2 separate regions of the Mus musculus genome follow, and region 2 is linked to region 1. A link is a loop called in an ENCODE intact Hi-C map of the cell type or tissue named here. Cell type or tissue: gastrocnemius. All regions are shown on one strand. Links, peaks and the distances in the headings refer to the core of each region. The heading gives the core; the rest is flanking DNA. Region 1 holds the start of Fibin (fin bud initiation factor homolog (zebrafish)). Region 2 has its middle 32 kb from the start of Slc5a12.

What was found. Peaks named below come from ENCODE experiments on the same cell type or tissue, not always from the same donor. Only the 100,000 strongest peaks of a DNase experiment are listed, where the experiment ranks them.
Region 2: it touches region 1 in a loop (2.3-fold over the local background); 2 of 42 quality-filtered maps call a loop at or near these places.

Annotation. Positions count from the first base shown.
Region 1 is chr2:110,356,111-110,371,320 of GRCm38, forward strand. Fibin (fin bud initiation factor homolog (zebrafish)) reads right to left here and starts at 6,883. Exons shown (of 1, transcript NM_026271.1): 1 at 4,815-6,883. The coding sequence starts at 6,685. The coding sequence ends at 6,032. All of the region lies in intron 2 of Gm30319 (a long non-coding RNA gene), which reads left to right. In gastrocnemius, for the core only: a CTCF peak has its summit at 6,781; DNase peaks (open chromatin) are centred at 6,421 and 6,845; H3K4me3 peaks cover 4,088 bases; H3K27ac peaks cover 3,743 bases.
Region 2 is chr2:110,557,258-110,572,467 of GRCm38, forward strand. No RefSeq gene overlaps it. Among named protein-coding and RNA genes, the nearest start is that of Slc5a12, 32 kb to the right of the region's middle. In gastrocnemius, for the core only: a CTCF peak has its summit at 7,956 (motif pointing left); a DNase peak (open chromatin) is centred at 7,942.

The sequences.
Region 1 (15,210 bases), core at 3,300-11,299:
TTTTTCTTAGTGATCAGTCCATTGCAACATCATATGAGAATACTGTCACGTTTGCTTGGTATTATTGCAAACGCTTCTCATAGACAGGCTTATCAAATCCTCACATGAACCTAAAGTGTCCACGTAGGGGTGGAGGAATACGCGGCTCCAAGAGATTTCTTAATTTGCTTAGATTTCCCAGCTGACATGTCGCAGAGGTGAAGTGTGAACTGTGTCACTACTTCCCATGACCCCAAGGGCAAATGAATCTGTAATGCAAGGTTAGGAGAAACTAGGAAGAAGATCCTGGGAGGGGGAGGGGAGAACAAACCAGGTTGGGATCAAAGTGACACCTGTTGCTTAGGAAAAACACAACTCAGAGGGAATACAACTTGTAGCTTATGCTCTTCTTGATGGATATTGTCATAGACTTTTATGGAAAATGTCTTTGGTTGACTCTGGTCAGAGGCAGAACTTACATTTTAAAAGTTGCTTGGTCTTGGGATGAGAACTGGGCCAAAATCAAAGCAAGAAATGACACCCGGACACACATGTCTTTAACTTCTTGCAGGATGAGATTTTTACAAGTGGAAAAGGCAAACCATGCCACCAGCCCTGGAGTAAGGAGACTTCACCTCGTCAATCATAGCAGTCAGCTTCCTCTCCATAACCAGTAGACTGTTGACATACAAAATAGCCTTCATTTTTTCAAAGAAATGTTTCAAAAAGGCTAATGGTGAGACATAGAAGCCATCTAAGAAATGTGATGGGCCTGTGCTGAGTCCAAAGCAATGCAACCTTTTAACGTCTAGTTGGGATCCCAGGCAGCACTGGGAGAAGCTCAAGGAGTGTCCTTGCCAGTCCCACATGTACAGCAGCAAGCTATGGTCACCCAGTGGCTGTACATATGCAAGTCCTCAAAGAATGTGTAATGTAATGCAGTGAAAGCTGCTTCTAAGCAAAGACTCACAGAGTGACTCCAGCAAAGGCAAGAAATGTACATCTTGCCCAATATAAAACCAACCAGACAAAACCCCAAACAAATAATAAACAAATCATCATCAACAATAATAACATCAAAAACAAAACAATAAACACTATGATAAAAATTGGGTTTGCCCCAGACACTAGGCAGATGCCAACAAGAGCCTACTGACAGGAGCCTGATATAGCTGTCTCCTGTGAGGGTCTGACAGTGCCTGGCAAATACAGAAGCGGATGCTCATAGCCATCCATTGGATGGAGCACAAGGTCCCCAATGAAGGAGCTAGAGTAAGTACCTAGGGAGCTGAAGGGGTCTGAAGCCCCATAGGAGGAACATCAATATGAACTAACCAGTACCCCCCAGAGCTCCTTGGAACTATACCGCCAATCAAAGAAAACACATGGTGGAACTTGTGGCTCTAGCTATATATGTAGCAGAGGATGGCTTTGTGGGTCATCAATGGGAGGAGACATTCTTGGTCCTGTGAAGACTCTATGCCCCAGTATAGGGGATTGCCCGGACCAGAAACTGGAGTAGGTGGGTTGGGGAGCAGGGGGAGGGGGGAGGGGATAGAGGATTTTGGAGGGGAAACTAGGAAAGGGGATAACATTTGAAATGTAAATAAAGAAAATATCTAATAAAAAATGAAAAAAAGTTTACCAAATGTAATGAGTTTTTATTATTAAAAATATTTGAGTGTTAAAAAAAAACTGGGTTTGCACCAACCAAAGAGTACACATTGAGGGACCCATAGTTCCAGCTGCATATGTAGCAGAGGATGGCCTTATTGGACATCAGTGGGAGGAGAGGCCCTTGGTCCTATGAAGGCTCAATGATCCAGTGTAGGAGAATGCCAGGACAGGGAGTAGGAGTGGGTGGGTTGGTGAGCAGGGAGAGTGGGCAGGGGACAGGGGGTTTTCGAGGGGATACTAGGAAAGGGGATAACATTTGAAATGTAAATAAAGATCTAATTAATTAAATGTAAATAAAAAATCTAGTTAAAGAAAAAATTGTGTTTGAGTTTTTCTCATTTACTTATTTATTTTTCATTTACTTATTTAATTCATGTATATGGTATATGGTGTGTGTGTATGTATGTTTGTGCATGTGCACATGCATGTACAAATGTGTATGCCTAGAAAGGTCAGAAGTTGAGGTCCTATGCCTTTCTCAGTTGCTCTCTACCTTACCTTTTGAGACAAAGTCTTATCCTTAAACCAGGAGATTCCTATTTCTGTTGACTGACTAGTCAAAGGGCCACAAGGGACCACTTAAATCACTCCTTCCCACTCTTGTTCTGCGGATACAGACAGGATTTCCTCACTCTTGAGTTTTTAAATGGGGGCTGGGGATCTTTACCCACTGAGCAATCCCAGGTCAGGTTTGAATTTTGTTTTTCAGTTAAAGAAACTTGGTAGGCACCATTTTCAATTCACAGAATGTTTATTATATATCCTAGCATAGAGGGTAAGCTAGTGAGTCCTTCTGCCCAATTTCCTGCTGGAGGAAAGAGAAGAAATAATCGGGCGGCTAACATGGAAATGCAATAGTCGAATTACCAGTTTTTAATATTTTGACTACATTCCTAGATGGCTCTGAATTCTGGGGAGAGTTACTTTACCCCCCTTGTACCTCAGTTATCCCATTAGAGAAATTAATAAAATATACTGTTTTTCTGAACATATTCCTGAGAAGATTATTTTAAATATATGTGGGAAATTCTTCCTGTTGTGTCTGTTCCATAAGTCTTCATTTTTGTCTTTATTTAGCAAAAAATGGTTGACTGAATTTCAGAACACTTAATGGATTCTTTGAAAGTTGTAAGGCTAACACAATATAAGATAAAATCTAGAATGATGTGGGTGTATTTCAGATTTTTAAAATTTAAACAATATTTATTTGTTTATGTGTATGAGAAGGCATGGATGACAGTCAGAGGCCAGCCTGTGGAGTTGGCTTTCTCTCCTGTCACCTGTTGGTTCTGTGGATTGAATTCAGGCCATCCAACTTTTGTAGAAAACACGTTTACCTTGTGATCTATCTCAATGACCCAGGTCTAAGAAGTTTTGAATGATTTATGAGGCTAGCTGTATTGGTTAAAAACAAGTGATTTGTTTCTAATATACATACATACACACCCACCCACCCCATATATATATATATATATATATATATATATATATATATATATATATGCACATATATATATATATACATATATACACACACACACACACACACATATATATATATATATATACACACACATATACATATACATATGTATATATACACACACATACATATGTGTGTGTGTATACATTGTGGACTGTGAATATCAGTTATAGATAGCTTCTTCTATAGGATTGAACTCAGTGCTCTCTTTCCCCTTGATAGGACCCTGTCTGGCTTGAACCACCTCCACTCTGCCTTTGTAGTGTGCCTCACCAAGTGTCCAGAAGCAACAGAGCCTGAGAATCATGGGATGATCCTTCTAAGAACACAATCTAAAAGAAACCCTTTCACTTCTCAATGGCCTTTCTCGGGGTATTTTATCACAGCAATGTAACACAACTAATTCAACTGTTTAACCGAATGCAATTTCTCACATTATTTGTTGTTACAAAGAAAAAAGATAAATTACTTCTTAGTGATGGCCCTTACTAGCAATATTGATTTTTCAAGCATGTTAGCTAATTTTTTTTTTACTGTGTCTAATAACAATAGCTACAACAATGTGATCGCTTTCTGTTTTAGATAACACTTCAAAAAGCGTTTGAGTCATAGATGAAGTCCAGAGGTTTTGTAATTTCCAAGAATTACCCACAGCTTAGTTTAGTACCTGGCATGGAAGAAGTGGTTGACAAACACTGGCAACAAACAAAACAAACAAACAAAAATCCTAGGTTGCAAAGATGAGTTTGTAAGTGGCTGTCTCAGAAGAGAGTATGTGGTTTATGTCTGATTCTCACACATTTCATTGTCTAAGAAGTAAAGCCCAATGCTTTCAGCAAGTATCTATCACGGTATGAATAACCAAGTCTAATGTCTAATGACAAAGTAGGGAGGAAGGCCTGGGTCCCCGCCATAAGGTTAGACTGTCTGTCGAGGTCTCTTACCACCATCTCCTTCTTACCTGGAAATTCTCATTTTCTGTCCGAGATCATCTCCACAAGACTAGGGGGATCACAGGCTGCTTATTTAGCCACTATTGAAATATTTTGGTTTTGTTGGAATACATAATATTAGCACAAAAAGAAGCTTGCCCGTAGTCTGTTTCAGTGTTCAGGTCTGTAGCAGATATGTCATCATACCTCTTCCTGCTCCCATGGGGATATCTCTATATTTTAGCAGCACTCAAATTTGTGCCTATGAGATCCTTCTTAACATAAGCTGGTGGGCAGCCATTAACAACTGATTGAGATTGACATGCAGAAGAAAAACCATTTTCCAGCCTCAATACATTCCAATATCCTATTACAACAGGCAAAATAAGAAGATTCCATTTGATTTGTCTGTCTGTATGTTGTAGCTGAGTGCTTTTGGGGCAATATTGTTATTTTCAGGCTGGAAGCAATCTGACTTTACAAACTCAAGTACCAAATATCATATTTGTTCTGATCAATATTTTTTGTCCTTCCTTTAAAGAAGGAAGCCCTTTAAAGTAACCCTGAGACAAATGTATATAGCAGATAAATCCTTTCTTTGCATAGAGGATAGAAAAATGGGATCACTGCTGAACAGAATGTGAACTCTTGCATACTTTGTGTGTGGATGCAAGTGGAAAGAAAGTATATTTAAGGTGGTGATAAATATTGGCCCAGGGAAGAATTGAAATAAAATGCATTTTCACATTTTAATTCATTTATTTTAAGAGCATAGAAATAGCTTTCAAATTGTTAGGCATCACTAACACAGAATGAGTGCATAGGAGATATGGACCTTTGTCACACATTTCCAATGGAGTCTATGAAAAATGAGAGAAATTTAAGATTTTTCCATCAGAAGAGTGGAAATCAAATGTATAATTCTTGTACAGGCTAGATCCCACTACCCCTTACTAGGATGGTGTATGTGAGCAGACAGGGTAAGATACTCAAAAATACAGCACCTTCTCCCTCTGTTTTTCTTTTTAAAATCTCATCCTTATCATATACTCTGATAAACTGGCTTCAATCCTATCTCCCCTCTCCTTTGCACTAGTCCCTCTCTGAAATATGAGAGTTATGACTGTAAACTAGAAAAAAAGCCAGTATTATATGAAAACATTTATTGGCTGAGTAATAAAATGTACATAAGGGATTTCTATAGTTAGACCCTCCCTCTGGAAATATAAGTTTTCAATAAACAAAAGGAAGCAATGCTATCTGAGTCCAAGAAGAAAAAAACATGCTGACAACTTAAATCATAGACACTTGAGTGTTAAGCAATCTGTTTCTTTGATGGTGAAGTGAAAGACACATCATGAGTGGGCAACCACCCTAAAGTTTTGCTATCTTAAATGTTGCATCTTCAACTTACACAAACCCACAATGGAACTTTGAACATCTTACTGGTGGTGATTTGCATGCAAATTCTCAATAACACTCTTACAACAAAACAGAAACAACTAAGAACATGGTAAATAAATAAGAGCGAAAGGAGAATCAATGAACTTCCTTGTCTGGCAGGCATGCCACACACCTGGGACCTCATCTGAAAATCAGGCATCTCAGCCTTCAGAGACCAAAGAGAAGCCTGCTGATGCAAAGGAGCCACGCACCTCGTCCCCCGCCAGGATGTGGAAGTTTAATCAGTCTTTCCACACAAATGCATCCTTTAGATGGAGTCGAAAGAAGAGATTCTGTTAGAGCAATAAAACCCTTTAGGAAATAACCCAGGGGTTAGTTTAAAATTGCTTTTTTTTGCAAGTGAAAAATCCTTAATAATAACATAAATAATGCACAAAACCAAACTAAAATCAGAATAACTCAACTTATTAAAATTTTTCTTTCTTTTCGAAAGATGACTTCAGACGTGTTCTGAAAGTGCAAATTTGGATAAAATGAAGCAGTTACAATGGAAATATTAGCCTGTCTTCTGTGCCCCACCCTCCAGATAGTCGCTTTTCAGTCGACCTAAGCGGGTCCCATGGCTCCTGATGGTATGTGCCAGCAGCTCGTATTTGTCTCTGAGCCCCACAGAGATGTCCAGTGTCTCCTTCAGCAAGGACCTGGTGTGGACCAGCATCCCCAGGAAGTCCTCATTGAGTCTGCTTTCCTGCCGGCTATCCTGCTCTTGGCCCTGCTTGAACTTGCTTTCCAGCTCAGTGAGGGACTTGTCAGAGTTGGAGTAGGCATCCCCGATCTGGTGGGACTCCCGCCTCAGGTACTTGCCATAGCTCTCTTCCCCATCCAGGTCGTAGGAGATGCTCTTGCTGATGCCCTCCAGGACGCGTCCAGCATCCTCCACCTGGCGGCCCAGTACTGTGAACTCCTCTCGAAGAGTGAGGCTCAGCAAGCTACTGGCTTGGCCCCCTTCCCCCTGGGAGCAGCGCCTGCGATCACTCACCCTGAAGAGCAGCTGGCATTTCTCGGGGTCATCATTCTCCTCATAGTCTCCATCAGGCACGAAGTAATGATGCAAAGTCCCATTAGACATTTCTGGGTACAGGGGGCCATCAAAGTAGCCTCGACACAGGTGGCAAAAGAAACCCATCCAGATCAACTTCGGGAACACCATTCTGGATATTCGGGAGAAGCGTTTTAGTCCAGGAACAAGGAAAAAGGTTCCCCCGGGTGTCAGCGGCTTCGGGAGAAGGCGCCCTCCTCAGGCGCAGCTCGCTTGCCGCTCTCTGATCCTGGTTCCTCCACAGGCTTCATGTGGCTCTACGCAGCAGCGGTGTGCACCACGCTCCTCAGCGTCCCTGATCCTCTCTCTACTGAGAGGCTGGACCTTTGCTGTTTTAGCAGGATAGCCCGACCCACCGACTGGGGACCTGCTGCTCCAGGCGCTGGCTTTGCGGTCACCTTCGGAGTTCCCTCTGGCTCCAGGGAGACGGAGCTAGTAGCTAAGGGAAGCTGTTCTGACACTGTTTCAACCCCTGGACTGGGTGGGAATGCAGCGTTTTCTTTCCCCTTGGCTAAAGATATCCTGAGGATTGCAGGACTCTCAAATTACAGCTAGTTTCGTCACTTGGAAGCCAAGGAACAAATTTGGAAAGAAAGCTTTCACCAGTTCCTTTATTAAAGGTACAGGGTCTCCTTTTTTCAATCTTGAAAAAGGAGACCCTGTACAATAAGACGTATCTTGAATGGGGATAGTAGAGGATAATTATAAACATAAAATCCAGCTGCTATTAGCATATTTAGGAAAGAGGTGATTGCTTCAGAGAAATGGCATTTCAGACATTTAAATACCAGATGAGAAATGTATTTTTTTTTACTCATTTTCAAAACGTTATTTTTTAAATAAAAAATTTGAAGTATTGGAAATAGTTTTGTTTGGAAATGGTTTAAAGGTTATTAAAATCAATACTTTTGAAACAAAATGAATATAGATAACCGATTTTTTATATTCATAGTGCATAGTTACTAATAAAAATAAAAATAAAAGTTTCCAGTTTAATCAATAAGAGGACAACTGGGACCTCTGTGTAATCTATTAGATAACGTTCCAGTGAGCCTTACTGAGTCTTTTGTGTAGTATTTGACTGCTGGGGTCTCCTGTCAGTTACTTATGAGGTTGGAATATTTATCTACAGTTAGAACGTTAAGCAAATTGACACGATCTCATAGATTGTATTCAACCATTAAGGTACAAAGATTTAAATTTAAGTTAAAAAAACCGTACTGCTTTGAAAGAAAATATTTTTATTTTAATTAATTCACAAATAGTGACATTACCACAGCTGGTTTAAAAAAGCCACCCAAACACGAGTCCAGCTGCCAGTTCCATAGCCTCTCCATAAATACACATGTCCTCAGAACACCATGTTCCATAGCTATTCCAAAGCAACGAAGCTCCTGCTAGTGTTTAAGTTGTGGATTCAGGCAGTACACATTCTCTGCCAATGCTTTTCCTGTTTATATATTCATATAACTTGTCCATCCCAGCTAATTTCTTCAACTTGTACTTCTTGATTGAACTAACCCATTTCTAAGTCTATACTGTATCAGCAGCACATGGAAACCTTTATAGAGTTTATCTCCTAGATTCTGGGCATATTTCCCAAACTGTTTTGTACCTTAAGAGCAAGGGCCCCCAGATTGCTGCTGAGCTTGCCGAGTTTCTCTAGGCTTCTGGTAAGTGATGCCAAGGTTTTATAGGCTAGGAGCTACCATAGTCACTAAAGATCCAATGATGGAGTAACACAATACATGCCCCACACGGGAGCTTACAGCCACCCTGGACACAGTGGCTGCCATGTGGTCCATCAGCCCTGTTTTTGGAAACAACAGCGATGTTTCTGTTGTTCTGAATTCTAGGTAATAGAGCTGCTGTTGCCAGATGAGCGTCAGTGCTGACCTGGGTGCAGCTCTCCTCTGAAGGATCCTGATGGACGTCAAGACCCCTTAAGACTTGTGATTTCAGCTTCCATGTGGTATCCTAAGAGCCGTTCTTGTGCCTAGAAATATGAAACAGGAAAAAGAGCACTAAATTTAAAAACAAATAAAACCCCCCAAGCCCTCTTTTTCCCAAAAGAGGCCATTTTTAGGTTTTAATTTATGAATTGATTGTCATAAATGGCCATTTGATAGGCCATCCATTTAATCAAATATTTATTGAACATTTATTATTCATCAAGTTCCGTTTCTGGTATTGAGAATACAACAATGAACATAACTAGAAACAAACCATGGCTTTCCTAGAGCTTTCAATCTGGGAAGTGCAGGGCGAATTGAAGTAAAAGTAAATAAACATATGTTGTATATTGAATAATTTCAGGATCGTGGAGAAAAGAAACAGGGAATTAAGTGGAAAGAATATGTAAGCAGGAAGATTCTGTTTCCAGAGATGCTTGCTATTTCTGCCTTGAAATGTAACCGAGCTACTCACAATGAGTATTCACTGTTCTGAGTCTCCCTCTGCAGCACAAAGGACAGCTTTCATTCAGATGCACACAGCCCTGTTGTCAGACTTGTCTTTACTCTTCCAGTCGCAGGCAATCCAGACTCCTGGAAGACAATGAAGAGCCATTTGACTAACTAGTGATTCTGCGTGTGAAATCACACACACAGACTTTTTGAAGCATGCTCATGATGGCCTTACTCCTTCGGTTTTCTCTAGACACGCAACATCGAGAAAACATAGACCAAAGCAAGGTTTCCCTAGTGCTTATGTCAGGTATCCCTTAAAGAAGGCACAAACTTCTGCACAGGCTGATGTATCCCAGCATTGAGTCTAGCCCAGCACAGCACAGAGGAGAGGTGGATGGCACAAGGTTGTACCCTCTCTGTCCAGCATTAGTCTGCTTAGACCAGCCCAAGTGTGTGCAGTTGGCTGTGAACTTTGGTGCCCAGAGTCTGTTGGTAAGGAATGTCCTCTGCCTAGTGACCTGTTGGCCTGGCCACTTCCTAGGGAGGGCATCTGAGGCTCTTTGACCCTTGTCTGCAGAAACCCTGACTGTTCCCTCAACCCTTGACTTCACCTGCATCACCACCTAGTAACAATTGAAAGTATAATGCAGTATTTGGTAGTCAACTTTCTATAATAAATTCAACAACAGTAAAAAAAAAAAAAAAAACCCCAAACCAAACCAAAACAAAAAAAAAACAAGGTTCATTTTTATTTTGTGCCACTAGAAATCTCCACTGAACTGCGGGGTCAGAACAGCCTTCATTCCTTTTCTTTGGGACAGTCACCAGTGAAAGCTGATGAATTCAAATATTTATTTGGCCAAAGAAGAAAACAAGCATTTACTCCAACTCACTCCACTTCTTGCAGAATGTAACCTCCTCTGACTTACTAACCAATTCAATTATGCAAACTTATATCAAGGACTCACTCCAGTTTTCTACTTACACAGGATGCAGTTCTAATTAAACATACAAACAAAAATGTACAATAAAAAATTCAGCCTGTCACAAGCTTGCTCTTTAATTAAAATTACAGAATCATGAATAGAAGAAATAAGAATATTTACTTTCTCTGTGTAACCTTTTCATCTAAAAATCCAAATACTGAGTCTTTACATGTATCAGTGAGTACATCTAAATTTCAGTCTAATTAAACGAAAAGGAAAATTCATTGATTTATATACATTTTTAGATTAGGTTTTCAGAGTAACTTGGTCTAAAAGCTAGTTTTCTCTCTCTTTGTTCCACTATATTAGTTTTTATTTGTTGTTGGATTGCACCAGACACTTGTGTGTTCAAGATTAGTAGTCTCTTCTATGATGCATTAGTTAGGGTTTCTATTGCTATGGAGAGGCATCATGACCAAGGTAACTTATTTGAAAACATTTGATTGAGGCTTACAGTTTTAGAGGTTCAGTCCATTATTGTTATGGTGGGGAAATGTGGTGGTGTATACATGCAGACATGGTGTTGGAGAAAGAGCTAAGAGATCTACATCTTGATCTGCAGGCACTAGAAAGAGACTACCACACCAGGCCTAGCTTGAACATATGAGATCTCAAAGCTGACCTCACAGGAACACACACTTCCTCCAACAAGGCCACACCTACTCCATCAAGGCCACACCTCCTAGTAGTGTTACTCCCTATGGGCCAAACATTCATACATATGAGTCTATGGGGATCATTCCTATTCAAACCACCACATAAGGTTGCTTTGTATATACACATATACTAGTTTGTTTGTATCTATCAGGCATAGCAGGTGGATATTCTATTGTTTGATTCAACTTATATCAGCATCGGTGTCCACAATTGGCCTCATTTGATTTATTCATAAATATGATAGCATGAGTCAGGATAAACCTTTTTGTTTAGGAAAATAAGGGCTCCGTGTGTAAGCTACATGGCTGGGTAATTTAGGGTCCTGGCGATAGACGCCATACTGTCTATGAATGGTCTTCCTATGTCATGTCTGATTTTTGCAAAGTACACCTGGAAGACATTGCTTCCTTTTTTGTAATAGTGTGTTTAGACGTTGGTGCATGTGGCAAGGTTTCCATATGCTACATTTGTTGATTTTCATAGTGTAATTATACCAGTAAAAAACCAGCGTTATTGAATGAAGAGCTGGAGAATGAATGCATTAGAGTATCCTCACACAGCGTTTCTCCTGTGCAGATAAATTAGATGTAGATGAAGTCAAGACAGAAGAAGCAGTAAAAACTTCGCAACTGTAAGAGGAGATTTTTGCATATATCTCTTCTTTGTTATACTATAGCTTTTAAATTATCCACTTAGATGGTTTAGATTTTTAAAACAGTAGTGTTTAACAACTGGCTTGTGAAATTCCTGAAAATCTAACAACCAACATTCAAGAAGCAGGACAAGCCATCTCCAACAATCTGTCTTCAGCACACCATGATCTTTTGAAAAAACACTTCATTTTTTTTAAAACCTCATAACAGTTTTTATTGCTTAATACTTAACATGTGCCAAATTCCATCTTGGGTTAGTTTGCTAGGGTCAGAGTTATGGTGGTTTCTGGGAGTTTTCCTAGGAAAAGTGAAGCCAGAGGTAAAGTCCAAACATGACATACAGGACAGAACATTCTAGAGTAAAAGTGAGGTGTGTTATCTGCTGATAGGGAAAATATTTGTGTCTAGACAGAAGGCTAAAGACAAGTGAGAAAGCAGACATCAAGCAACGTAGGAATATGGGAGGATATTAGTTAGGAGGAGTCTTTGGAGTCACCCAGGTGGACAAATGAGTGCACAATCACAACTACTAATACATGTTTAATTCCCAGCACACAATGCCAGCCAAATTGGCACTCTTGAAATTTAACGTATTCTTCTTCAGTTTGGTACCTTTAAATCTGGTTTCTCTTGATCAACCACTACTTTAGTGAAGACAGCAGGAATTTAGGTTAACATTGTGAGCTTAAAAACGTGGTAACTTTCCTTTTTCAAAGGTTTTCTAATCTTTTGCCTATTCTGGTTATCATAATAGCACAACTTCTGTACAAACAAGGCTCAAATGTAGTACATGAAATATATATTAGCTAGTTATCTTGCTGCTGTGGTAAAGTAGTAGCCTGTGAGAATCAGCTGAGCGGATGAAAAGTGGTTTATTTGGTTCACAGGTGAAGAGTAAAGTTCACTATGGCTGAGATGCTGTGGTGGTAATAACTTGAGGCAGCTAGTCGTGATGGCATGCATAGCCACGAGAGAGAGAGAGAGAGAGAGAGAGAGAGAGAGAGAGAGAGAGAGAGAGAGAGAGAGAGAGAGAGAGAGAGAGAAGCAGTGCATTTCTTTGCCTTTTGCTTATACTCCATATAGGACCCTAATCCATGAGTAGTACTGCCCCCACTTAAGGTGGGTCTTTTAACCCTAATTAATCTAACCTAGATAATTCAACACAGGCATGGCCAGGACTTGTCTCCTATGTGATTTTAGATCCTGCCTTTAAAATTAACTATATTTATCATCAGAAAGTTTAGAATGATTGGGTTTCCAAAATTAACCTTGGGATCCCAGAAGACAGTATTACACTCCCAATATCTCCAAATTATCAGTCTGAGATCCTGGACCTAATCAAAGGGTCTGAAAGGACAAAAGGCATCTACTATGCCTGGGGACACAGTAGATGAAGGTCCTGAGGTGAGAGGAGCAAGGTTGTTGAGTAGATGGGGACAATACAAGCAATGAGTATATTATTTAGCATTTTGGCAATGATTTTAATAAACAAAAATAAGTCCAATGTATTCACTGAGCAGTGATTGTTTAAAGAAGGTAAGAAGAGCAGAGGAAGAACAATTGAAAGGAGGGCTATGAAAATGGCACAGAGGGTAGAGTGCTTACTACGCAAGCATAGGCTTTGATCTCTGGAACCCATGTAAACATTAAGCATGTGAATGCTAGTTATCCTAGCAATGGGAGTATACAGATGGGAGGATTTCTAGATTTCACTGGCTAGTCAACCAAATTCAATAAGTGAGCTTCAAGTTTCCTGACGAATGACACTAAAGATTGCCCTTGGGCTTCTGTGCACATACATACAACATGTGTGTGCATTCATGTGCAGACACACACACACACACACACACACACACACACACACACACACACACACATATACATACGGGGGGGATAAGAGAAAGATGAGCAAGAATTGGGAAAGGAAGGTATCAAGGAGAAAAAGAAAGAAAAGAAAGAAAAAAGTTCAATACATTTTTATAGTCCCTATTAAGTATGTATTTGTTACATTAAGTAGAAGATACTGGTTTTTTTTGTTTTGTTTTGTTGTTGTTGTTTTTTTTTTTTTTTTATAACATTGCTGGATTGCTGGTTAGGGATGGGAAGGAAGCCATTAATGTCTTGAACAGGAAGGAAATAGCTATTCTAAATAATGTGAATAATTCATGTGTTTAGTCTAGATAGAATATATTTTTAAAATCTATTATTAGTTAAGGATTTACTCTCATTTCATAAATGACATAAATTTCTTCAGAGGGCCCTTGACTGACCTTTAGATATTAATTAGTTGTTTCTATCATTCTTTTTATATCTTCTGTATTCTTTTTTTCTCCTGGAATTTTCCATTTTTTATAGTGGTGCTTTGATTTGTGTGTTAATTTGCTCTATTTTTTTTTCTCTCCATGTTAACCCACGAAGATGGAAATCACACACTCCTACCTTTCTGTTTATCTTCTTCTTTTTTTTAAACTAGATATTTTCTTTATTTACATTTCAAATTTTATCCCCTTTCCTCATTTCCCCTATGCCATCCTCCCTCCCTCTGCTCACTGACCCACCCACTTCTGCTTTGCTGTCTTGGCATTCCCCTACACTGGGGCATTGAGCCTTCACAAGGTCAAGGGCCTCTCCTCTCATTGATGTCCCACAAGGCCATCCTCTGCTACATATGCAGCTGAAGCCTTAGCTTTGTGACTGGACCATTGGAGTTGCTTAGTTTTGGATATATGTCACCACCTTAAGTTAAGTCAGCCACTTTCTCCTTTATGTTTCAGTGGTACAATGTGTGTGTGTGTGTGTGTGTGTGTGTGTGTGTGTGTGTGTGTGCGCAGCTGCCAGAGAAGGAGATATGTTCTGCTGTATTATATAGTTTCTGTCGTGTTCCCTTGAGAAAGGGTCTCTCATTGAACCTGGAATTGAACCTGGAGCTATATTAGCAGTTAGTATGTCCAAGCAAAATTTTCTATCTTCTTCACTCCTCAGAGTGCTGGGGTAACAGGTGTGTGAGTACAGGTCCAGTATTTTAAGTGGGTGCTAGAGATTGAAATTTTAATCCTCATGCTTTCACAACAAGCTTCTTACTCACTGAGCTTTCTCCCTACTCCTCACTTTTGTCATACATACTGAATTGTTTTGAATTTATTTATTAATTTGTACACCTCCCCCTTTAGACTGTGAGCTCTTCAGTTACTTTTGTAGATCTGTAATTAGTATGTAGTTGGGGCCAAATATTTGTTATTTTTTTGAGAGCTAAACTGTGGAATTTGAAGAATTTTATTATTTAATAAAGGTTAGATAGTCTATCAGAGTTCACATTTTTCCTGAACATCAGTCAATGTGTGATGTTCTCATGAGGAATCTGGATGAACTTGGCTGAAAAGGAAGGGAGGAGCCTTGTGAATTTCAGTACTCAGAATGGGCGGCGCAGAGTGAGTGCCACTCAGAACATTACAGTCCTTAGTAAACTGTGGGCCAGTCTCTGCATCACGGGAGGTTGTGGTCTGTAAACTGAGGAAGAAACAGACTATCTTGCAGGGTAGTTTTCTATTTTCCTGTTAAAGGTTTTTCTTCTTTTCTACAGTTTGAAGTAAATATTCGGAAGGATGAATCAGCCAAGTTTGCAGAAGGATTGGTCTTCATTTCTTCCTACTTTGTCAATGTTTTATTTCTTCCTGTCTTGGTCTGGTAAGGATACTAAGATGAATAATTGAAGAACTTTTTTCAAGGAAAGGAAGGAAGGAAGAAAGAAAGAGAAAAAGAAAGGAAGAAAGAAAGAAAGGAAGGAAGGAAGGAAGGAAGGAAGGAAGGAAGGAAGGAAGGGAGGAAGAAAAAAAGGAAGAAAGAAAGGAAGAAAGAAAACTTTGCTTCTAGGATGTATACTGGAGAAATAAACAGAAACACTGAAAATGTTAAGCAGAGATATATGCATTGCT
Region 2 (15,210 bases), core at 3,059-11,058, 200 kb after region 1:
GTGTGTGTGTGCATGTGTGCACAATGCTCTTGTGCAGGCAAATATCAAAAGGGAAATTAAGCTTCCCACAAGTAAAACTAGGGGAATAAAATTCAGCTACACCTCCAACTCTTAATTTTCTACTTCCTTTTCTTTTGGTTTGTAAAGGAACAACAAGAAAAGGGAGAGCACGAAAGCAGCAGGGGTGGGTGGGGGTGGGGGTGGCTCTTGGAGCCATCAACAGACACCAAGTCATATGTGACCCATGAATAGCAGTCAAGTGGAACTTGAAGGATAATCATTTCTCCTCAGTGATTTTTGGTGTAAGCTTTCAGATATTGTTTCAAGGCTAGCTTGATTTATATATCCTGTGAAATTTTAGCCATGTTTATGTGAGTGTACATAATTTTACAAGGCTACATGGTAAAATAGAAAAGTGACTACTTTTGCATAGAAAATCTACATACATAATTTAAAACAATACTTTTATTTGTCTGTATTCTATTTTCCCTTTAATACCTATTTAACACCTGTGTTTTTAAGATATATTTTAAAGTATTGTACCTACTTATGGGTGTTAGGAGAAATAAGAGTGTGAACAGGATGGTGGCAGCAGCTAGCTGCATGCTGTAAGAATTTTAGACGTTTGGAATGTAAATAAATAAAATAATTAATTAAAAATATAATTTTAAAACAAATTTTTTTCTAAGAAAGACAGAACATAAAGGAATTACAACATCACTACAATATTAGAAATATGAAACACCAGGAGTAAAAGATGTTTTATTTGTTTTATGTAAGAAGAGAGGAGGAAAAATGGAGATGCCTACAGACAGACCAAGTTCAGTTAGTAATGAGAAAGCTCTTAGCTAAATAAAAGGAAGTCTAGTATTTGCTACTGCCATAGGAGGTGTTGAAGAGTACATTGACTAATATTTGGTAGAGAAGTTAAAAAGAATTAGGTCATATCTTACAGAACAAGACAGGAGACGCCAAATATTTATTTATTGATTGCATAAGCTCTGAAGATAACTGCAGTTCTCTCATGCTCTGAATGTCTGCTTGTGTGACATGCACTCTGCAGAACAGCACAATAATCCACCACTGCAAACACCAGCTTATATCATATCCAGGATCAGATCCATGTGCACAGGATCTGAAATTCCAGCCTTTTGTGATAGTCTTTCTTTGCATTAACTATCAAAAAAAAAAATCTGTTTTTTCTTCTATTTTTTAACTAGATATTTTCTTCATTTAAATTTCAAATGCTATCCCCAAAGCCCCCTATACCCTCTCCCCGCCCTGCTCCCCAACTCACCCACTCCTGCTTTCTGACCCTGGCATTGCCCTGTACTGGGGCATATGACCTTTGCAAGACCAAGGGCCTCTCCGCCCATTGATGGCCAATTAGGCCATCTTCTGCTACATATGCAACTAGAGACACAGCTCTGGGGAATATTGGTTACTTCATTCTGTTGTTCCTCCTATAGGGTTGCAGATCCCTTTAGTTCCTTGGGTACTTTCTCTAGCTCCTTCATTAGGGACCCTGTGTTCCATCCAATAAATGACTGTGAGCATCCACTTCTGTATTTGCCAGGCACTGGCATAGCCTCACAGGAGAGAGCTATATCAGGGTCTTGTCAGCAAAATCTTGATGGCATATGCAATAGTGTCTGGGTTTGATGGTTGTATATGGGATGGATCCCTGGATGGGGCAGTCTCTGGATGGTCCTTCCTTCTGTCTTAGCTCTGAACTTTGTCTCTGTAACTCCCTCCATGGGTATTTTGTTCCCCATTCTAAGGAGCGAAGTATTCACACTTTGGTCTTCCTTCTTCTTGAGTTTCATGTGTTTTGCAAATTGTATGTTGGATATTCTAAATTTCTAAGCTAATATCCAATATATATAAAGAACTCAAGAAGATGGACTTCAGAAAATGAAATAACCCTATTAAAATGGGATACAGAGCTAAACAAAGAATTCTCAACTGAGGAATACCGAATGGCAGAGAACACCTGAAAAAAATGTTCAACATCCTTAATCATCAGGGAAATGCAAATCAAAACAACCCTGAGATTCCACCTCACACCAGTCAGAATGGATAAATCGGGTCTTAAAAATGCATCAGAACCTATATACATGACATGACAAAAAAGTATAAATAAATGAGGATTTGATCTAGCCACAGCTTTTCTCCAGAGCAGACAAGTCATAGGCAACTATGTTTTGTCCCCAGAAAAATCAACTCTGCCTTGCTTCTTTCTATTGTCTGAGGTTGTATGTGCTTTTATTTGCTTCTTGTCTCTGCTTGGCCTTTTCTTTTTCTTCACTATTATCCCTGCCAGAATTATTTGAAAACATTCTAAAGAAGGTGGTATATAAGGATGAAAGGATGGAAAAATTATCTAAGAAAGTTGTAAGTTCAAAAAAATATTCGTTTTGTTTTTGTTTTTTGTTTTTGTTTTTGTTTTTTTGTATAAGCACTTTCAGGCAAAATCTTACTAACAAGATCAGAGTTCAAAGGGCAGTGATTTGATCTTCTATTTATAAAATAAGTCAAAAGCCAGAACAACATGCAATATAACTTACAATTTTGGAAATCAAGGAAGGAACCATGGAAGCAGATAATATTAAAGATATTTTCCTTGAACTAAAAAGTTATTTCCAATTAAATTACATCATGTATTACTGCATTATGTTAGTTTTCCTCATTGATATAACTACATGCTCAACAAGACGCAATTTATATGAGAAAATAATAATTAAGTCTCACTTATAATTTGAGGGAACATACCTCATCAGGACCCAGATGGCACGGATACAGGAACATGAGACAGTTGGGAAATTGAAAATAGACAGGACCATGGGGCAAAGCTATTCAATAGTCAGTCCCACACAAGTGACACACCCTGGCTTCACCTCAACCTTTCCATCCCCCGAAGTAGAGAACAGAGTGCTCAGGTACAGCACTCTTTGGAGTTTACTTTACAATTAAACCACATTAACTCAACTTAAATAATAATTCAAAATTTGCTTCCCATGGGAACTTTATTAGGAAGAGGCAAAGGGATCACATTTACTAGTGTAAAAGGAAGGACCTTTAAGCCCACTTTCTTGGCTATCTTGTAGGTACAATGATGGATACAGTAACATTTGGACACATGAATGCTCAACCTTGAGGTGGCCAGTTTTTTTTTTTTCTTTTGCATGTGCAGAGCGTGATTGACACCCCAAGCACAGAGAGCAGGCACATCTTCAAGCACACTTCCATAAGGTATTTCTTGCACTAGGAATAAAATACTTTAGAACTTCCTCGTGGGCAGTGACAAGAATGACATTGCCTGCAGGGAAAACCCTGGTGCCCATCTTTGTGATGGTTTGTGACCAAATCATACTTTTTTTTTTTGCACTAATGTACAGTTTCTGGTTTTCAACATCTGCCATTGGAATTATTTTCATAATGGGTTTCTTGGCCTCTAACAACTCTCTGTTGTAGCCAGGTAAATCATTTTAAAACTTAAAATGGAAAGTACTTCCTGCTTAAAACTCCTTAGCAGCACTTAATGGGAGTGAGAGGTGTGGAGGGAGAGAGGGAGAGGGAGAGGGGAGGAAGAAGTTAAGGTTGAGGTTGAGGGAAAGGAGCGGGAGAGAAGAATCTGTAGTTTAAGATTCAGAGTATTTCATTTTTCTAACCTTGAAATTTACACATATTTTGTTCCCGTTACCCTCACTTCCACCTTCAGCTCTGCCATGTTTCCTTCTTTTGCTTTTACCATGGATATTTTATGCTCATGTGTCCATGCTCTCACACACCTCCATCAGTTGAATTCTGCTTTTTTTACCATTTCAACATTTTCTTTAAGCCTTTAAAGAGAAGCTCACATTCTCATAAGACCGCTTGGCTCTTCTGTCTCTGTACTCCCTCAGGGTTTTGCATATGTGCTATGTGACCCCACGCTTACTTCACAAACCTGACTTGCAAAGTGCTTGGGATTCAGAATGATCGTTTCTTGTTTTAGTTTCTCTAATGGTTTAGCAGAGTCCCTAAAATAGGTTTGTTGCTCTAAAAAATCAATGGATTGTTGAATTAATCTTTATTCTTCCATAGGATTGTGGTGATTATGTGAGAGGAAAGGGATAGTCTTCTTATTTTAGAACTCCAAAACTGTAAGTCATTAAAAAGTATTAATAACTAAGGTGAGTCCTCAAAATCATCCTAAAAGCCTTCCCTTGGCGACAAGTTTCCAAATGTGTTTCATTTCATTTGACTAGATTGGAAGTCTGGTCTCTGGTTCATATTGTTAGAAAATCATTCTTACTCCAGATTATTGCAAGAGTTCTGGATAAAGATTGATTTCAAGAAAGAATATTTTTCCCAGTGGAGAAGACAAAACAGAGTTCATATTCATAGTCAGCATAGGCTATACAATAAGCCTGTGTCTCAAAACAAGCACACATATGTATGGCTTTAAAATCCTTGACATCAAAACTATCTGGTAAAAACTAAAATCATTATTTGGCCATATATATTGCAATTTATTTATTCATAAAGAAAAATGAAATCATGACATTAGGAGAAAATGAATGGAGCTGGAAATCATTCTGTCAAGTGAGCAGAGCCAAAGGCAAACTGAAAGTACTTCATGTTCTCTTTCATATGTGGATCCGAGGTTTAAAATTAAATAGGTGAGAGAATGTCTTTCTCTCCCCACCTCTTCCTCTCCCTCTCTCTTCCCCTCCCCCTTTCCCTCCTTCTCTCTCTCTCTCCCTCCCTCTCCCTTCCTCTCCTCTCTTCCCCTCCCATGTGTGTGTGTGTGAGAGAGAGAGAGAGAGAGAGAGAGAGAGAGAGAGAGAGAGAGAGAGAGAGATGAAACCAAGAGGGTCACAATAAAAGGAAAAGACAGGATTTTAAGTGGTGAGAGGGGTAAAAAGAAAAGCAGAAACCTAGCCTTGTTGGAGAAAAGGGGACCAGGAAGAGAGGAGAATGGGGAATAGGAAGGAATCAAACCAGAAGAAAGTACGCATGAAAATGCCATCATGTTTTGTATGTCAACAAAATTTAATTTAAAAAAGATAAAGCAGTGCTTCCATTTCTTAAGCAGTTTTAAATTGTTTTCTCCCTGTTATTAAAACTTGAGTTTCCACATCAGGATTTCACATGAGTACAGCTGAAATTCCAGAACAGAGGAATCTCTGTGTGTAGCTAACTTCACCTTCACTTCATTATGAGAAGTACGGTTACTATTAAGCCTTTAAGCAATATTCTCAATGGTTCCAAAACTTTATTATCATCTTTGAAATCTCCAAGGAGCCTGAGATCTAATACTTGGGGGACCAGTTAGAGTGGGACAGAGGTAATTCACTCACTTTTATTTTTGGACCGTGTTTATAGGGAATTTAATATTTCTCCAGTTTTGCTTTATCATCCCATTGTGATGCAGAAGAGGGTTTTCATTTTAAATTCTTCTGTGTTTAAAAATTCCCAATGCCTTTCATTTTAATGTCTCAATACCCCATGAAGCCTCATGCTGACATCTGTAGCTGTTTGAAGTTAAAGCGGTCTAAATGCAAGGCTCACAAAATGCTTGTCTTGATGGAGCATTAAAGCACATATTACAGGGGACTCACATGGCATCAAATGAAACATAAGACTGTAAGGCTTTCTGATGCCTCTGGAGAAAGTGTCAGTGGAGATCACAGGCATGGCTTCTATCAACAGTCAGTCACTACTCGGGAGAAATCATCTTTTCCCTTGTGTTCATGAGCCACCCATATTCAGATAGCTGGCATGTTGTCATTTTATCCATTTATTTTATTTATCAAAGAACAATATATGTGTTATCCTAGCACTTGGGAAGCTGAGGCTGGGGACTACTGAGTTCAAAGTCATGCTGGGCTATAACACAAGCACATGTGTATGTCTCTCTCTCTCTCTCTCTCTCTCTCTCTCTCTCTCTCTCTCTCTCTCTCCACACACACACACACACACACACACATATCTTACTACAAAATTATCTTACTATAAATATCTTGACATTAAACACTATCCAGTAAAAACTCAAATTATTCTTTAACCATACTCTTAAATCGCTAATCTTACAGCAGTTCTATTTCAATATATACTCTGACACATCACTGTCTGAATATACTAAATACGAAAACCATGTATTCGGGTGTTATATTTTATACCCTTGCATCTGACCACATTTCACCGGCATCATTCTGTATGATTTCTTCTCAAGCTCACAGAGGGAACCAGAAGTAGAAATAAGATTTTGCTTTTGTTAACATTCTTGTAGTCTCAGTCTTCTGGCTAATTCTACATAAAAGATACACAGTTTTCTTTGTAATGGAGATGAGAGGATCACTCCAATACTGGTATTTGTTCCTCTTCCTCCTTTATAGAACCAATGGTGAGAATGGAAAAGATTAGCTGTAGAGCAGATACAGGGTGATGATCTGAAAGTTGTTAACACAAAAGGAAAGGACTCCTGAGCCTGATGGTGAAGACCAGTTCGGTCTCTTCTGTCCCCGTTCTGCCTTCATCCAGCATCCTTTACCCAGCTCCTCCTTTGTCTCTTGTCTTCCATCCTCTGTGAATTTCATTCCCTATCCTTTTCTTTCCCACCTCCCTCTTTAAGTGTTCATTCGACTATAGCATTTTAAGAACCATGCTTGTTTGGGTACTTGATAAAACTGGTGTGGCACAAGGACACAACTGAGCACTGTAAAACTGTTTACATTTGTGTCAGATATTTTTATATAGAAAATGTATATAATACACTGTTAAGTTGTTTAATTACAGAAAAATCTATATGTGGGACAATTCCCATTTCACAAAGTAATTCTCCTGATTTGTGGCATTTTGTAAAGCAGAAAGCTGTCTTCGGTGTGGGCGAGCTTATTGTGCTGCTTTGTGCTGCTCCTTTGATTTGCTATGGTTTAAAATCTGTCCTCATTTAGTACACATTACACCTAAGATTCCGTGCTTTAAAAAAAATTAAAAAACGCCTACCAGCTGCATCTATTAAATGCAGTTATTTTGTCTTTGCCATCTTCTTAGTAAAATAAATAATGTAAAGTATACAGTAAAATCATTAGAATTATGCTAAATGAGAAAATTGAATTGAGATTTAAAACAACTCAAGGCTAAGGTAAGATTCCAATTCCTTAAAACCACAAAGGAAGCAAACACACACCGGAAGGGAAGGTTTTTGGTGAAAAGCAACAGGACTCCAAGTTGAAGTGACAGCTGTGATCAGAAGACAGCTTGTTCAGCTTCCCTTCTTGACTGAAAACTTAGTCTCATTGTAGGCTGAGATCTCCCAGGCTCAATCAGCCCAGACAGACTTATAGGCTCTGTAAATCAGTTGTGCTTTTAGCTCTTTTCAGAAAAAAGAAAGAAAGAAAGAAACAATACACACACACACACACACACAATACACACACACAATACACACACACTATACACTATATACATAGACACATATGCACATGTACACACATGCACACATACTACAATATGACTCATAGACACAAGACATAGACAAATATAGAGCTTACACTTACCACAAACGTACATATACACACATCTCTCTCTTTGTCTCCCCCCCTCTCTCTCACACACACACACATGTACACATACCACATAAATAAATACTCACCACAGACTCTTCACTCACACATACATCATAGACACATACACATATAACCATCACACGTATATCACACCATATACTAACACACACACACACATACACACACAACACACCACATACACAGAGAGAACACAAACACATGAAAATTGATTTAAATAAAAGCAAACAAACTTAAGGGGAAGTAAATTACTTCTCTCACATCTGTGGTCTTTGAATTTCTACTTTGTTCAGTTCTCCCCATCTTTAAAAACAAGACTCAGCTGAGTCCAGGGATACTATCCCGAAATTAAACATGAACAGACTGCCCCCTTGTGGTCATTTAGCTCGTGCTTCAACTGTCAGCTTAATTTTCCTCATAAATTGCAACTGGTCACATGACATTTGTTTCTGACTTCAAGAGTTAAGAGTACAAATCCTGTTGATGTATTAGAGCAGACTGGAGTCTTGCAAGCGGTTTTATGTCTTTCTTAGAAGAAAGGATCATTGTATTAGTGTGGTTCATTTCTGTCAGCTTTGCCACTAACTTTTCTGAAAGACTTACTGTCTTGAGACTGTGCAGGTCCTTACTGTACACATTTGCTGCATTCAGAGGACATTCCCCAAGTGAGAGAAAGCCTGACCACATACAGACTAGGTATTAATTAAGCTAGTAGAAAAGATATTATAAAGATGTCTTAGAGTTAAAAAAAAATGTCTGGAACACAAGTATTCCTCTATTCATTTGTTTTTTCCAGCATGTGAGAAAAACACGATGACCTGAAGGTTTCTGGGCATCACTTTTCAGTGAGGGGTGGTCCCTTAATAAAACAACCAGTAATTGGATTACTAAAAATGTAAAATTCTCAAAAATGCTTCTGATCTATCCTAATATGGGTCCCAGTGACATAGAAAGCATTATACTCACCAACTGTCACCAGTACCTTCAAGTTTCATGTTCCAGAAACAACTACAGTCTCAGCACAGATCCTAAGAACCCAGCTGTTCTGTGCAGCTGACCACCAACCCTCCTGCCCTTTTGATTTGAATGCATGGAATTGTGCTTTCTTTTGGCAATCACACACATAAGTCAGACTTTCTAAAATAGTCTGGTCGTTTGTCTTTTCAGTTATGTTTATCCTCTTGTTCTTGTTAATTCATTCCTTATCAAGCAAGCAAAAAGTAGTCAAAAATTCCTCATCCCTAAAAACTTAGGGAAAATAAGAAAGGAAAAAGAAAAGTAATAAAGTTGTGTTTTGTTCGCTTCTCTACTTCTTTCAAACTTTCGCTCTACAGAGCCATTCTTCCTTTCTGTCTTTCTTTGGCTTTGATAATGTGACTCTGATACAAGAACTCAATGGGAAACATAAAAAAAAAATGATACTATACCAAGAGCATGCCATTACTTGAAACTATAAGAGTGGAAAAGCATTCCAAAGAATGAGTCTATTTGAAAATAGAACAAAACCAAGGGTTAAAGATCAAGAATTGTCCAAACATTAGAGGTGAGCAGAGAGATCAATGTCAGTAGAAGTACTTCAGACAACACTCTAAGCCAGTGTGTCACTTTGTTTTCAGGATCTTCTAGAGAACAACAGAAAGAAGGCTGAAAATAAAATCAGATGTAAACAACAGAGAGAGAGAGAGAGAGAGAGAGAGAGAGAGAGAGAGAGAGAGAGAGAGGGAGGGAGAGAGGGGGAGAGAGAGAGAGAGAGAGAGAGAGAGAGAGAGAGAGAGAGAGAGAGAGAGAGAGAGAGAGAAGGAGAGAGAGAAGAGAGTGGGTGTTAAAGGAGAGGACTATGGGGAATCATGGAGAAGTAGAAACAATAGCAGAAGTGGTATTAATATCAACAACAATAAAGGGATGATTATTCTCATTAACCTCCAATTTTTATCCTTGATAAACTAAAAGGTAAATTATTTATTAGTATGTATGTAGCACATTTCACAGCACAGTCAAGGCTCAGAAATGTGCTGTAGGTATATAAGATGAATGGCGGGTTGTGTACTCATTGTACACAGGGACCTTTGAACTAGCTGATTTGCTTCTGTGTTCTTCTCATGGTAGCTTGCTATTTCTTTGTTGCCCAAGTGATTATAATTTGTCCCTAGTGGCATTCAAAAGTTTTACAATAATGGAAATCTGCAACTAATGGATGTGAGAAGGTGGCGGGGGGTAGTGTGTGTGGGGGGGCATCTCCAGGATGAGACAGAGAGCTGGGATAAGGGAGGCACCCAAGAATCAATGTGGGTGACTTTGACTGTAACTCACTACAATGAGGATATGGAACCTGAAGAGGTCACCCCTGTAGCCAGGCAGGAACCCCAGTGGAGTGATAGAGACACTAAGCCACCCAAAAAAATTTCAACCCAATTATTTGTCCCATCTACAAGAAATTCAGGCATGCGGGATGGAGTGAGACTGAGGGACTGGCCAACCAATAACAGGCACAATCTGAGACCCCTCCCATGGGCAAGCACCAATCCCTAACACTATTAATGATACTCTTTTATGCTAACAGTCGGTATCAATTTGTCCTCTGAGAGGACAGCAACTGTCTCTCAGAGCTGACTCAGACAAGTATAGACACCCACAGCCAAAGAGTGGATGGAGCTTGGGGACTCTATAGAATAGAGGGAAGGATTGAGGCTCCAAATGGGATAGAACAAGAGAGTCAACTAACCTGGAGCCTTGGGTCTTTCAGATCTTAACCAATTACCAAAGAACGTATAAGGACTGGACCAAGGTTTCCTTGCTCATATGTAGCAGATGTGCAGCTTTGTTTTCATGTGGATGCCAAACAATTGGAGCAGGGGCCATCCCAAAAGCTGTTTCCTGTATGTGGGATATGTTCTCCTAGCAGGGCTGCCCTGTGTGTCTTCAATGGGAGAGGAAACACCTAGCATCATAAAGACTTGAAGTGCCAGGGTGCAGGGAGATACATGGGAGGGGTCACCTGCTCATAGGAGAAGGGGAGGGGGATGGAGTTGGGGAAAGAATTGTGGGAGGGGGTGACCAGGACGGGGGCAGTGAGCAGAATATAAAGTAAATAAGTAAAAGAAAATCAAAAAAGAACAAAAGAGATAGATCAGATGATGCATTTCCTTCCTTCTCATTGTGAATGTTGTAAAAATTCCATCTCCCTTGCATGGCTCTGTTTGCTGGCTGCACAGATGACAGACACTATCTCACCCTTTTCAACGACATTCCACTATAAAGCACTCAAATCAGCCATCTTGTCTCTCACCTCCATACTTCTGAACATACTTGCTTCTCTGGGCAGCCTTCCTTATTATTTATTCTCCACTTTTATCCAGTTGGCATTGACTTCTACATTTAAGTTATCATCTGGGTATGACTCTTTAGAGCAAGGTTATTCAAACCTCCATGGAAAGACTTAATTTCTTTTAGATCTGATCTCGACAGAACTTACTAGGTAACTCTTATTAACTATCTCTTTAGTAGATTTCTTTTTATTTATTTATTTTTTTTTGCTATTACAGTTTTTGTCTTGCTGCTTTTAAAAAATTTCTAGAATGCCTCTCCAGCAAGGCCAAATGCAATATTTTTCTGCAATACGTTATGTGTGTGTGTGTGTGTAGTCTAGGAGATGGTGAAGAATGATATATATAATAAAATGGCTTCTGAAATTGGGTTTCTTTTTCATATTTTCTGCCTTCTGAAATGTAAAATTCTGAGATCACATATGAATTGCTATCATCATTATTTTTTGTTAAGTAGAAAGGTAAGACTTATTATAAGCCTCTCAGTTTGTTATGTGAGTTCACTAAGAGAACACACGAATGAATCTTGATGACTTTATTCACTTAATTGTTATGATAACCTTCATTATTACATTTTATACTTTACAGTAAACTATAGTAGCAAGAGTTGCCAAAGGTCACACCTAATTAGCTATTTGGCTTAAGTTAGTAGAGTGGAGCGGAGGCGCCCGACACCCACAAGGGCCCGCACAGGATTCCACACGGGATCCTAAGACCTCTGGTGAGTGGAACACAGCCCCTGCCTCAATCCAATCACGCTGAACCTGAGACTGCGGTAAATAGGAAAGCGGACTACCTGGGCCTGACCTGGGGCACAAGCCCCTTCTGCTCCACTCGAGCCCCAGGGTACCTTGCCAGCCGAGTCACCCGACATCCGCAAGGGCCCACACAGGATTCCACATGGGATCCTAAGACATCTAGTGAGTGGAACACAACTCCTGCCAGGAGTCCAGTTCGAACACCAGATATCTGGGTACCTTCCCTGCAAGAAGAGAGCTTGCCTGCAGAGAATACTCTGCCCACTCAAACTAAGGAGAGAGCTACCCTCCCAGGTCTGCTTATAGAGGCTAACAGAGTCACCTGAAGAACAAGATCTTAACAGAGACAACTATAACAGCTAGCTTCAGAGATTACCAGATGTCAAAAGGCAAACATAAGAATCCTACTAACAGAAATCAAGACCACTCACCATCATCAGAACACAGCACTCCCACCCCACCTAGTCCTGGGCACCTCAACACAACCGAAAATCTAGACCCAGATTTAAAAACATTTCTCATGATGATGATAGAGGACATCAAGAAGGACTTTCATAAGTCACTTAAAGAATTACAGGAGAGCACTGCTAAAGAGTTACAGGCCCTTAAAGAAAAGCAGGAAAACACAACCAAACAGGTAGAAGTCCTTAAAGAAAAACAGGAAAACACATCCAAACAGGTGATGGAAATGAACGAAACCATACTATCACTAAAAAGGGAAGTAGACACAATAAAGAAAACCCAAAGCGAGGCAACGCTGGAGATAGAAACCCTAGGAAAGAGATCTGGAACCATAGATTCGAGCATCAGCAACAGAATACAAGAAATGGAAGAGAGAATCTCAGGTGCAGAAGATTCCATAGAGAACATCAACACAACAGACAAAGAAAATACAAAATGCAAAAGGATCCTAACTCAAAACATCCAGGAAATCCAGGACACAATGAGAAGACCAAACCTACGGATAATAGGAATTGATGAGAATGAAGATTTTCAACTTAAAGGGCCAGCTATTATCTTCAACAAAATAATAGAAGAAAACTTCCCAACCATAAAGAAAGAGATGCCCATGATCATACAAGAAGCCTACAGAACTCCAAATAGACTGGACCAGAAAAGAAATTCCTCCCGACACATAATAATCAGAACAACAAATACACTAAATACAGATAGAATATTAAAAGCAGTAAGGGAGAAAGGTCAAGTAACATATAAAGGAAGGCCTATCAGAATTACACCAGACTTTTCACCAGAGACTATGAAAGCCAGAAGAGCCTGGACAGATGTTATACAGACACTAAGAGAACACAAATGCCAGCCCAGGCTACTATACCCGGCCAAACTCTCAATTACCATAGATGGAGAAACCAAAGTATTCCACGACAAATCCAAATTCACACAATATCTTTCCACGAATCCAGCCATTCAAAGGATAATAACAGAAAAGAAGCAATACAAGGACAGAAATCACGCCCTAGAAAAAGCAAGAAAGTAATCCCTCAACAAACCAAAAAGAAGACAGCCACAAAAACAGAATGCCAACTCTAACAACAAAAGTAATAGGAAGCAACAATTACTTTTGCTTAATATCTCTTAATATCAATGGACTCAAATCACCAATAAAAAGACATAGACTAACAGACTGGCTACACAAACAGGACCCAACATTCTGCTGCTTACAGGAAACCCATCTCAGGGAAAAAGACAAACACTACCTCAGAGTGAAAGGCTGGAAAACAATTTTCCAAGCAAATGGTCTGAAGAAACAGGCTGGAGTAGCCATTCTAATATCGGATAAAATCGACTTCCAACCCAAAGTTATCAAAAAAGACAAAGAGGGACACTTCATACTCATCAAAGGTAAAATCATCCAAGAGGAAATCTCAATTCTGAATATCTACGCTCCAAAAGCAAGGGCAGCCACATTCATTAAAGACACTTTAGTAAAGCTCAAAGCAAACATTGCACCTCACACAATAATAGTGGGAGACTTCAACACACCACTTTCATCTATGGACAGATCGTGAAAACAGAAACTAAACAGGGACACAGTGAAACTAACAGAAGTTATGAAACAAATGGATCTGACAGATATCTACAGAACATTTTATCCTAAAACAAAAGGAGATACCTTCTTTTCAGCACCTCATGGGACCTTCTCCAAAATTGACCATATAATTGGTCACAAAACAGGCCTCAACAGATACAAAAATATTGAAATTGTCCCATATATCCTATCAGACCACCATGGCCTAAGACTGATCTTCAATAACAACATATATAATGGAAAGCCAACATTCATGTGGAAACTGAACAACACTCTTCTCAATGATACCTTGGTCAAGGAAAGAATAAAGAAAGAAATTAAAGACTTTTTAGAGTTTAATGAAAATGAAGCCACAACGTACCCAAACCTATGGGACACAATGAAAGCATTTCTAAGAGGGAAACTCATAGCTCTGAGTGCCTCCAAGAAGAAACGGGAGAGAGCACATACTAGCAGCTTGACAACACATCTAAAAGCTCTAGAAAAATAGGAAGCAAATTCACCCAAGAGGAGTAGAGGGCAGGAAATAATCAAACTCAGGGGTGAAATCAACCAAGTTGAAACACGAAGAACTATTCAAAGAATTAACCAAACGAGGAGTTGGTTCTTTGAGAAAATCAACAAGATAGATAAACCCTTAGCTAGACTCACTAGAGGGCACAGGGACAAATTCCTAATTAACAAAATCAGAAATGAAAAGGGAGACATAACAACAGATCCTGAAGAAATCCAAAACACCATCAGATCCTTCTACAAAAGGATATACTCAACAAAACTGGAAAACCTGGACTAAATGGACAAATTTCTGGACAGATACCAGGTACCAAAGTTGAATCAGGATCAAGCTGACCTTCCTAAACAGTCCCATATCCCCTAAAGAAATAGAAGCAGTTATTAATAGTCTACCAGCCAAAAAAAGTCCAGGACCAGACAGGTTTAGTGCAGAGTTCTATCAGACCTTCAAAGAAGATCTAATTCCATTTCTGCACAAACTATTTCACAAGATAGAAGTAGAAGGTACTCTACCCAACTCATTTTATGAAGCCACTATTACTCTGATACCTAAACCACAGATAGATACAACAAAGATAGAGAACTTCAGACCAATTTCTCTTATGAATATCGATGCAAAAATCCTCAATAAAATTCTCGCTAACCGAATCCAAGAACACATTAAAGCAATCATCCATCCTGACCAAGTAGGTTTTATTCCAGGGATGCAGGGATGGTTTAATATACGAAAATCCATCAATGTAATGCAGTATATAAACAAAGTCAAAGACAAAAACCACATGATCATCTCTTTAGATGCAGAAAAAGCATTTGACAAGATCCAACACCCATTCATGATAAAAGTTTTGGAAAGATCAGGAATTCAAGGCCCATACCTAAACATGATAAAAGCAATCTACAGCAAACCAGTAGCCAACATCAAAGTAAATGGAGAGAAGCTGGAAGCAATCCCACTAAAATCATGGACTAGACAAGGCTGCCCACTTTCTCCCTAC